Linked DNA regions of Homo sapiens: region 1 is linked to region 2. A link is an interaction called in ENCODE POLR2A ChIA-PET data of the cell type or tissue named here. Cell type or tissue: B cell. All regions are shown on one strand. Each heading gives the region's core, and the rest is flanking DNA. Links, peaks and the distances in the headings are about the cores only. Region 1 holds the start of LOC107984225 (a long non-coding RNA gene). Region 2 overlaps CSGALNACT2 (chondroitin sulfate N-acetylgalactosaminyltransferase 2).

The links. Peaks named below come from ENCODE experiments on the same cell type or tissue, not always from the same donor. Only the 100,000 strongest peaks of a DNase experiment are listed, where the experiment ranks them.
Region 1: POLR2A ChIA-PET joins it to region 2 with 6 read pairs; 4 of 35 experiments call an interaction of 5 or more read pairs at or near these places.

Annotation. Positions count from the first base shown.
Region 1 is chr10:43,229,462-43,233,850 of GRCh38, forward strand. All of the region lies in intron 1 of RASGEF1A (RasGEF domain family member 1A), which reads right to left. It overlaps LOC107984225 (a long non-coding RNA gene), which reads left to right and starts at 629. Exons shown (of 3, transcript XR_007062127.1): 1 at 629-1,089; 2 at 1,713-1,832; 3 at 2,229-3,011. RefSeq lists an enhancer at 1,221-1,775. In B cell, for the core only: no CTCF peak of the experiment used is centred there; a DNase peak (open chromatin) is centred at 2,230; H3K4me3 peaks cover 326 bases; H3K27ac peaks cover 351 bases; H3K27me3 peaks cover 740 bases.
Region 2 is chr10:43,147,163-43,151,551 of GRCh38, forward strand. All of the region lies in intron 1 of CSGALNACT2 (chondroitin sulfate N-acetylgalactosaminyltransferase 2), which reads left to right. Among named protein-coding and RNA genes, the nearest start is that of CSGALNACT2, 11 kb to the left of the region's middle. In B cell, for the core only: no CTCF peak of the experiment used is centred there; no DNase peak of the experiment used is centred there.

The DNA.
Region 1 (4,389 bases), core at 262-4,261, 82 kb after region 2:
CGCCCACCGGGCAGTAGGTGCTCCAGCGGGGACGCACAGAGGGCGGCGCGCGGGTCCTCAGGGCGGGCACCCTCCCGCACGGGTCGGGATGCAGGGGACCGTCGCACCCCTCCCGAGCCCGACAGCGCAAGAACCCTGCCCCGCGGCCTTGCGCCTGGGCCCGCCGCAGCCCTACCTGGGGCTCCAGGAACATTCTGGCCGCCGGCTCCCCGCGCCGTCCTGCCCGGTCCGGCGTCCAGCGAGCGGCGGCTCCTCTGCCCGCGAGCCAAGCAAGCACCCACTCCTGCGCCGGCCCCTGCCGCTGGACGCCTCCGCTGGAGGGGTGGGACCCCGGAAGCAGGGAACCGAGGGGCTGGGCTGGGGACCGCGGGGTCCGGGCGGGGCAGAGGGGCCGCGAGGCCGGCCAGGAACGCGGGGCGGGGCCGAGGCTAGGAGCATGGCGCGGAGGTGGGGCAGGGACCCGGGGCGGCCTGGAGCGCTGTCAGGAGGAGCTGCCTGGGCCGGGCGCGCGCCTGGCGCTAGGTGTGGGGGCGCCGTAGGTGCCGGGGTGTGAGGCTGGACGGGGCGTCCGGGATCGGCCGTGCCGGGGGTCGGTGCTGGCGCGCGGGGCCGGCGAGGGGGCGCAGCGTGGGTCGGGGCTCGGCGCGGGAAGGGGATGCCTCTTACCCGGCCCCGGCCTCACCTGATCGTAGACGTCCACTACGGAACTACAGCAGGTGTTCTGCCAGCATTCGACTTGAATGCCTTCCCTGACAGGGCGCTCACTCCACACAGCTCTGGCCTGAGACAGGCGTCGCACAGAACTCCCTGTCCTTCCATTTCATTGGAACTCGGGGGACACGGCAGCTGCTTTTGTGGGAGGGCTGATCCGAGCCGCAGCGAGGGGTGGGCTGGGCACATGGCACAGTGAGGCTCCTCCCGCCCCCAGAGCCCCAGCCTCAGAAGGAATCTGCCAGGTGATGGGGCTACCCCTCTGCGCATTCCTGTGGTGGACCCCACTCCCTCAGATGATGCGGACGGGAAAGATGCGCGGAGCCGAAGAGCGCCCTCTCTGGGGGTCTGGATTGGAGCACCCAGCACCTGAGCTGGGTGAGAGACCCCTTGGGCTCTGGGGGAGTCCGAGTTGGCCGGCGGGGCGGCCGCTAGGGAGGAGCAGGGTATGCTCAGCTTGAACCTCACAGAGAGGCTCTGACAACTCTGGAGAGCTCTCAAGCCACGGGCTGATGGACAATCGTGACCCTGACAACATCTGGCCGCCCCAGGATGCCCATACCCTCACCCCACCTCCACCCCCACGGCTCTTGCCCAGGCCTTGCCAGAGGCCCTCTGCCTCCCAGCTTGTTTGCCTGCTCACTTACTAGCAGCAAGAGTACCTACTAGGCTGGCTCGATGGGCAGTTGTCTCTGTCTTGGGAAAGTAGGGGCTGTGCTGGGTTCATTCACTGGCCTCCCTCAAGCCAGCTCAAGGGCCTGGAGACAGGAGTCCTTCTCCTGGAGTGCTGCCCTCTCACCAGCTCTTCTCTACCAGTGAGTGTTGGCCTGGCCTGGAACCGCTTCCCACTGCTCAGAGCATGCACTATACATTACTGCGTGGTATGCAGCGCCTGTGGGTGGGCAGTGCGGGGAGTACGAGGCAACCAGGCAGAAATGGCACAGTGGCCCTCCAGCTTTCACAATGTCCTCCCCCACTTTTGCTTCTGCATCTTGTTTCAGGCCAGCCAGAAGATGCGAAGCTCATGGTGACCTTGGCAGGCAGACAGGTGGCATCAGGATGGTCTGGGCCTGCAGGGCCACCCTGTCCCTTCAGGTGGCTTCATGGAGAGCACCAAGAAGGTGAAACCTGGTGTCTTGCCCCTGGGGAAGCCTTCGAGGCACCTGCCCCTGCCTTCCTCAGCCCTGTACCGTAGCCCTGCAGAACATCTGGGCCCTGGGGTGGCCCCAGTGTTGTCTCAGGAAGTCCATGTGAGCAGTTGGCCCTGCTGCCTCCTGACCCCAGAGCAAGCATCCCCTCTGCCTCCCTGAATGTGACACTCTAGAGGAGGTGGTGGATGGGTGGGCAGCCCCACAAGCCTTCTTATGCAGTCACAGGGTCACTTCCTATCACGCTCATCCCAGATTGCACCAGTGTCACCCAAGGACCTTGATAAGGCAGACGCTTCCCCGGGAGGAATGGGGCCCTTGCCCCCATCTCTGGCTGACACAGATGGTGCTGTCTCCTTTACCCACCAGTGTGATCTCAGCATTCATGTGTGACCTGACCCACATCCTTCCTGGTGCCTGAGGATGCGAGGAGGCTGCTATGCTGGGGCTGAGCCCTGCCAGGCGTCCTGCTTGCATCCCTGCAGCTGGGGCTGAGGCTGTCCTGCAGGGAGGGCTGGTGGGCCCTGAGGCAGAATCCCACTGCCACTTCAGAAAGTAGAGAAGAAGCCAGGTGTGGTGGGGCCAGTGGCCATCTGCCGGGACTTCAGGGAGACCAGACACACAGGAAGAGGCACTTTCTCCAGACACCTCCTTTAGGGGCAGGGCACAAGGCCTGGAACAAGGCTGCCTCTGACCAGAGCAACAGAGCCTGCTCTGAGGATGGCAGAGCCTAGAGCAGGCAAGCTGTCAAGATTCTGGGTTGAGGGTCACAGGACAGGAGGCTGGACTCCCGCTGATATGATTTGGGTTTGTGTCCCCACCCAAATCTCATGTTCAATTGTAATCCCCAGTGTTGGAGGTTGGAGGCGATTGGATCATGGGGGCGGAGTTCTCATGAATGGGTTAGCACCATCCCCTCGGTGCTATTCTCCTGTTAGTGAGTGAGTGAGTTCTGGAGGGATCTGACTGTTTGAAAGTGTGGGGCACCTCCCCCTTCTCTCTCTTGCTCCTGCCATGTGAGACACCTGCTCCAACTCTGCCTTCCACTATGAGTGAAAGCTCCCTGAGGCCTTCCCAGAAGCAAATGCTGCCATGATTCCTGTAAAGTTTGCAGAGCCATGATCTAATTAAACCTCTTTTCTTTATAAATTACCCAGTCTCCGGCTTTTTTTTTTTTTTTTTTGGAGATGGAGTCTCCCTCTATCACCCAGGCTGGAGTGCAGTGACATGATCTCAGCTCACTGCAACCTCCACCTTCTGGGTTTAAGCGATTCTCTTGCCTCAGCCTCTCAAGTAGCTGGGATTACAGGTGCACGCCACCATGCCCAGCTAATTTTTGTATTTTTAGTAGAGACAGGGTTTCACCGTGTTGGCCAGGCTGATCTCAAACTTCCTGACCCAAGTGATCTGCCCACTTCAGCTTCCCAAAGTGCTGGGATTACAGGCATGAGCCACCGTGCCCGGCCAAGGCCCTTCTTTATAGCAGTGTGAGAACAGACTACTACACTCGCAAAGGCTCCCTCTCAGAGTCCACCCTTGCTGTCTCCACACAGCAGCCGGGGGGGATCTCTTAGAACCTGAGTCAGAAGCTCCGTGACTCCCACCTCAATCTCGATGAAGGCAGAGTCCTAACGAATAGCCCCATCAGGGACCTCAATGCTCCCTGCTCAGCCTCGACAGGCCCTGCCCACCCTCCCCCTGCGTGCAATGTGCTCTGCAGTGTCTGTGGCCCCCCACCCCGACAGGCCACCTTCTCACTAACACAGCTGCAATGCCATCCTCTGCCCCAGCATTGTCCTGCCATGGAATGGTTTTCCTTAAGGTTACTGGGTCCAGCAGAGCCTTTCCACCTTCTGGTTCATTCGTCTGCTCTCCTGAGAATGTGAGCTCCATGAGGGCAGGATCTTTGTTTTGTTGACTGCTACATCCCAATGACTGTAACATGTCTATGCACAGAGGCACTCAGAACCTATGTGTGTGCACGTGTGTGTGTGCGTGTGTGTGTGTGTGTAGACAGATACAGAGACACAAGTGTGAATAAGGATATGGTTGTATATATCCAGCACAGGACTCATATCCAAAATATATAAAGAACTCATGTAAATAAAAAAGTCAGAAGACTCAATTTTTTACAAATGGGCAAAAGACTTGAAGACATATTTCACTGAAAGAAGGCTATCCAAGGGGTGATAGGCCTAAGAGAGCACCCAGCTCCATGACTCATCTGGGAAAGGCACTAAACTGCGGTGTGGCACCCTGCACACCCAGCAGCAAGGCTACCATCAAAAGGCAGAAAATGCCACGTGCTGACGAGATAGCACAACCCAAATTCTCAGCTGCTGGCGGCGCGGCAGGGTCAGCTGGTGCAGCCAGGCGGGAAAACAGCCCGATCATGCCTATGAACACCGACCACACCAGGCCCAGAAATTCCATCCTGGATGGAGGCTGTGCAGAAACACTAGAGACTCACACCAAAGGACACACGCAGGAGTGTCTGCAGCAGCCCTACTCACAAGGGCTTCGAACTGAA
Region 2 (4,389 bases), core at 139-4,138:
GACGGGGTTTCACCGTTTTAGCCGGGATGGTCTCGATCTCCTGACCTCGTGATCCGCCCGCCTCGGCCTCCCAAAGTGCTGGGATTACAGGCGTGAGCCACCGCGCCCGGCCGAGCATCTTTTTCAAGTGTTTATTTGAAGGGTTCAGGCCTTTTCCCACATTTTAATTGAGTTGTGTTTGTTATTATTTCATTTTGATCATTTTAAAATATATTCTTGGTACAAGTCCTTTATAAGACGCATGCTTTGCCCATATTTTCTCCAGGTCCATCACTTGTCTTCTCATTCTCTTAACAATGTCTTTGAAAGAGCACAGATTGCTAATTTTGATGAAATTCAATTTATCATTTATGCTATTGAATATCATATCTAAGAAATCTTTGCCTAACTCAGAGTGACAAAGATTTTATCCTATGCTTGCTTTTGGTTTTTTTCCATTTAGGTCTATGATTCACCTTGAATTACATGCTAGTGGATGTGGAGTGGTATCTAATTGTGCTTTTGATTTGCATTTCCTTTTTGGCTAATGGTGTTGAGCATCTTTTCATGTATTTATATAGGCCATTTATATATCTTCTTTAGAGAAATGTCTGTTCAGATCTTTTGCTTGTCGAGTTATCTTTTTTTTTTTTTTTTTTTGCTTTTTAAAGTAAGACAGACAAATGATTTACAAATGTTCTCTAATTGTATGGGTTATTTCTTCACTTTCTTGTTGATGTCCTTTGCAACACAAGTTTTTTTATTTTGATGAGGTCCAGTTAATATTTGTTTTGTCTTTGGTGTCATATCTAAGAAGCTGTTGCCTGATCCAAGGTCACAAATATTTACACATAGGTTTTGTTCTAAGAGTTTTCTAGTTTTGACTCTTATATTCAGATATTTGACCCATTTTGAGATAATTTTTGAATGTGGTGTGAAGTAGGAGTCTAGTTTCATTCTTTTGCCTGTAAATATCCAGTTGTCCCAGTACTATTTATTGAAAAAACTATTCTTTCTCCCATTGAACTGCCTTGCTATTCTTGTTGAAAATCAACTAACCATAAATGTGATGATTTATTTTTGGGCTTTAAGTTCCATTCCATTGACTATATGTCTATTTCTATGCCATACCACATTGTCTTAATTACCTGGGGCTCTGTAGTAATTTTTGGAATTGGGAAGTGTTTTCCTTCAATTTCATTTTTCTTGTTCAATATTATTTGGGTTATTCTGGGTTTCTTGAATTTGTATAAATTTTAAGATCAGCTTGCCAATTTCTGCAAGAAGTCCACTGGGATTCTTGAAGAGGATTGTGTTTAATCTGTACATTAATTGGGGAATATTACCATTTTAGCAATATTAAGCCTTCCAATCATGAGTGTGGTGTCTTTCTGTTTATTTAAATCTTAACTTTCTTCCAACAATGTTTTGTAGTTTCTATGAATACAAGTCTTGCAGTTCTTTTGTTAACATTATTCCTATTTTATTCTTTTTGATGCCATATTGTATACAGGATTGTTTTTTTAATTTCATTTTCAGATTGCTTGTTGCTAATGTAGAGAAATACAATTGATTTTTGTATATCGATATTGTATCCTACAACTGGCTGAACTCATTTATTAGTTATAATAGATTTTTAGTGAATTCCTTAGGATTTTCTGCATACAGATCATATCATCTGCAAATAAGGATAGTTTTACTTCTTCCTTTTCAATCTGGATGCCTTTTATTTCATTTTCTTGCCTAATTGCCTTGGCTACAACCTCCTCTAGTACAATATAAATAGAAGTGACAAGAACAGACATCCTTGTCTTATTCCTGATCTTGGGGGAAGGCATACAGTCTTTCATCATTAAATACAATGTTAGCTATGGGTTTTTTGTAGGTCCCTTTTCTTAGATTAGGAAGGTGTCTTCTAGTTTATTGAATGGTGTTTGGTTTGGTTTGGTTTGGTTTTTTGAGATGGAGTCTCGCTTTGTCGCCCAGGCTGCAGTGCAGTGGCGTGATCTCGGCTCACTGCAACCTCCGCCTCCCAGGTCCATGTGATTCTCCTAACTCAGCCTCCTGAGTAGCTGGGACTGCAGGTGCATGCCACCACCACACCCGGCTAATTTTTTGTATTTTTAGTAGAGGCGGGGTTTCATTGTGCTAGCCAGGATGGTCTCTATCTCCTGACCTCGTGGGATCTGCCCACCTCGGCCTTCCAAAGTGCTGGAATTACAGGTGTGAGCCACCGCACCCAGCCCCTATTGAATGGTTTTTATTAGGAAATGGTGTTGGATTTTGTCAAATGCTTTTTCCATGTCTGTTGAGATGATCAAGTGAATTTTGTCTTCTATTGATATGGTATATTGCATTAATTGATTTTCAGATGTTAAACCAACCTTGCAGTCCTGGGATAAATCTTATTTGGCCATGATGTATGATTCCTCTTATATATTGCTGGGTTCGTTTTGCTAGTATTTTGTTGAGGATTTTTGTATTTATATTCATATAGGATATTGGCCTATGGTTTTCTTTTAATGTCTGGATTTGGTAGCAGGATGATACTGACCTTATAGAATGCTTCCTCTTCTATTTTTTGGAAGAGTCTGTGAAGATAATTCTTATTTAATAATAATAATTCTTATTTAAATGTTTGCTAGGCTGGGTGTGGTGGCTCACGCCTGTGATCCCAGCACTTTTCGAGGCTGAGGCGGGTGGATCACCTGAGGTCGAGAGTTCAAGACCAGCCTGACCAACATGGAGAAACCCCATCTCTACTAAAAATACAGAATTAGCCAGGCGTGGTGGTGCATGCCTGTAATCCTAGCTACTCGGCAGGCTGAGGCAGGAGAATCCCTTGAACGTGGGAGGCGGAGGTTGCGGTGAGCTGAGATCGCGCCATTGCACTCCAGCCTGGGCAACAAGAGCGAAACTCTGTCTCAAAAAAAATAATAGTAATAATAAATAAATGTTTGGTACATTCCACCAGTGAAGCCTCTTGGCCTGGACTTTTCATTGTGAGTAGTTTTTTTATTATTATTAATTCAATCTTTTGTCATATAAGTCTATTCATATCTGGTATTTCTTCTTAAATCAGTTTTGTTAGTTTCTATCTTTCTAGGATTTTGTCCATTTTATTCAGTTATCTTTTGAAGAGATTTAGATAATAATGAGCAAAAATCTTAGTTACCAATGTCGTTAACATTAATGATGTTTTTCATTGCTTTGTATAAATCCATATTCCTTTCTGGTATTATGTTCCTCTGCCTAAAAGACTTACAGTACAGGTATGATGGTGATGAATTCCTTTAGCTTTTTATGTAGAGAAAGTATTTTGCCTTTTTCAAAGATAATTTCTCTGGGTATAGAATTGTAGGCTGGCATATTTTTCTTTTTAGTTCTTTAAAGATCATTGTTCCACTGTCTAATTACTTTCAGTTTTCAAAGAGTAATCTGTCATTATTATCTTTTGTTCCTTGTATGTGATGTGCATTTTTCATGTGGCCAGTTTAAAGATTTTCTCTTTACATTGGATTTGAGCAATTTGATTATCATGTACCTTGCTATAATTTTCTTTATGGCTATTTGGGATTGGTTGAGCTTCTTATGTGTGTTTATAGTTTCCATCAAATTTGGGAAATTTTCAGCCTTATTTGTTTAAGTATTTCTCCTGACTCCTTCCCCCTTCTTTGGGGACTCCAGTTACATGTATATTAGGCTGTTTGAAGTTGTCACAGAGCTTATCAATGCTTTGTTTATATTTTTGATTCTTTTTTCTTTCTGTATGTTGCATAGTTTCTTTTGCTACATCTCTAGTTTACTAATATTTTCTTCTAAAATATCTAATCTGCCATTAATCCCATTCAGTGTATTTTTCATCTCAGACACTGAAATTTTCATCTCCTGAAGTTTAACTTGGATCTCTTTTATGTCATTCATACCTCTACTTAAATTTTTGAACATAAACATCATTTTAAAAATACAGTTATGATAGCTGTTTTGGTGTCCTTTTTCTGCAGATTCCCACATCTGTCAGTTCTAATCATTGGTCAGTTTTAATTGTTGATTTTTTTCATTATGGATCATATTTTTTTATACCTGGTAATTTTTGTTGAGATGCCAGATATTGTGAATTTTATTTTGTTGAGTACTGGATATTTCTGTATTCTTATAAATATTCTTAAGGCTTGTTGTGCTATTACTTGGAAATAATGTGATCCTTTCAAGTCTTGCTTTTAAGATGTATTGGCAGGATTAGTGCCATGTTTAGTCTAGAGCTAATTATTTCCCACTACTGAGACAAGATTTTTTTGAGTGCTCTACCGAGTGCCCTGGGAATTCTGAGGTTTTCCAGTCTGTCTGTTGGGAACATGCACTAATCCTGGCCCTGTATGAATGCTGGGTTCTGTGTCCTCTAATTTTGTG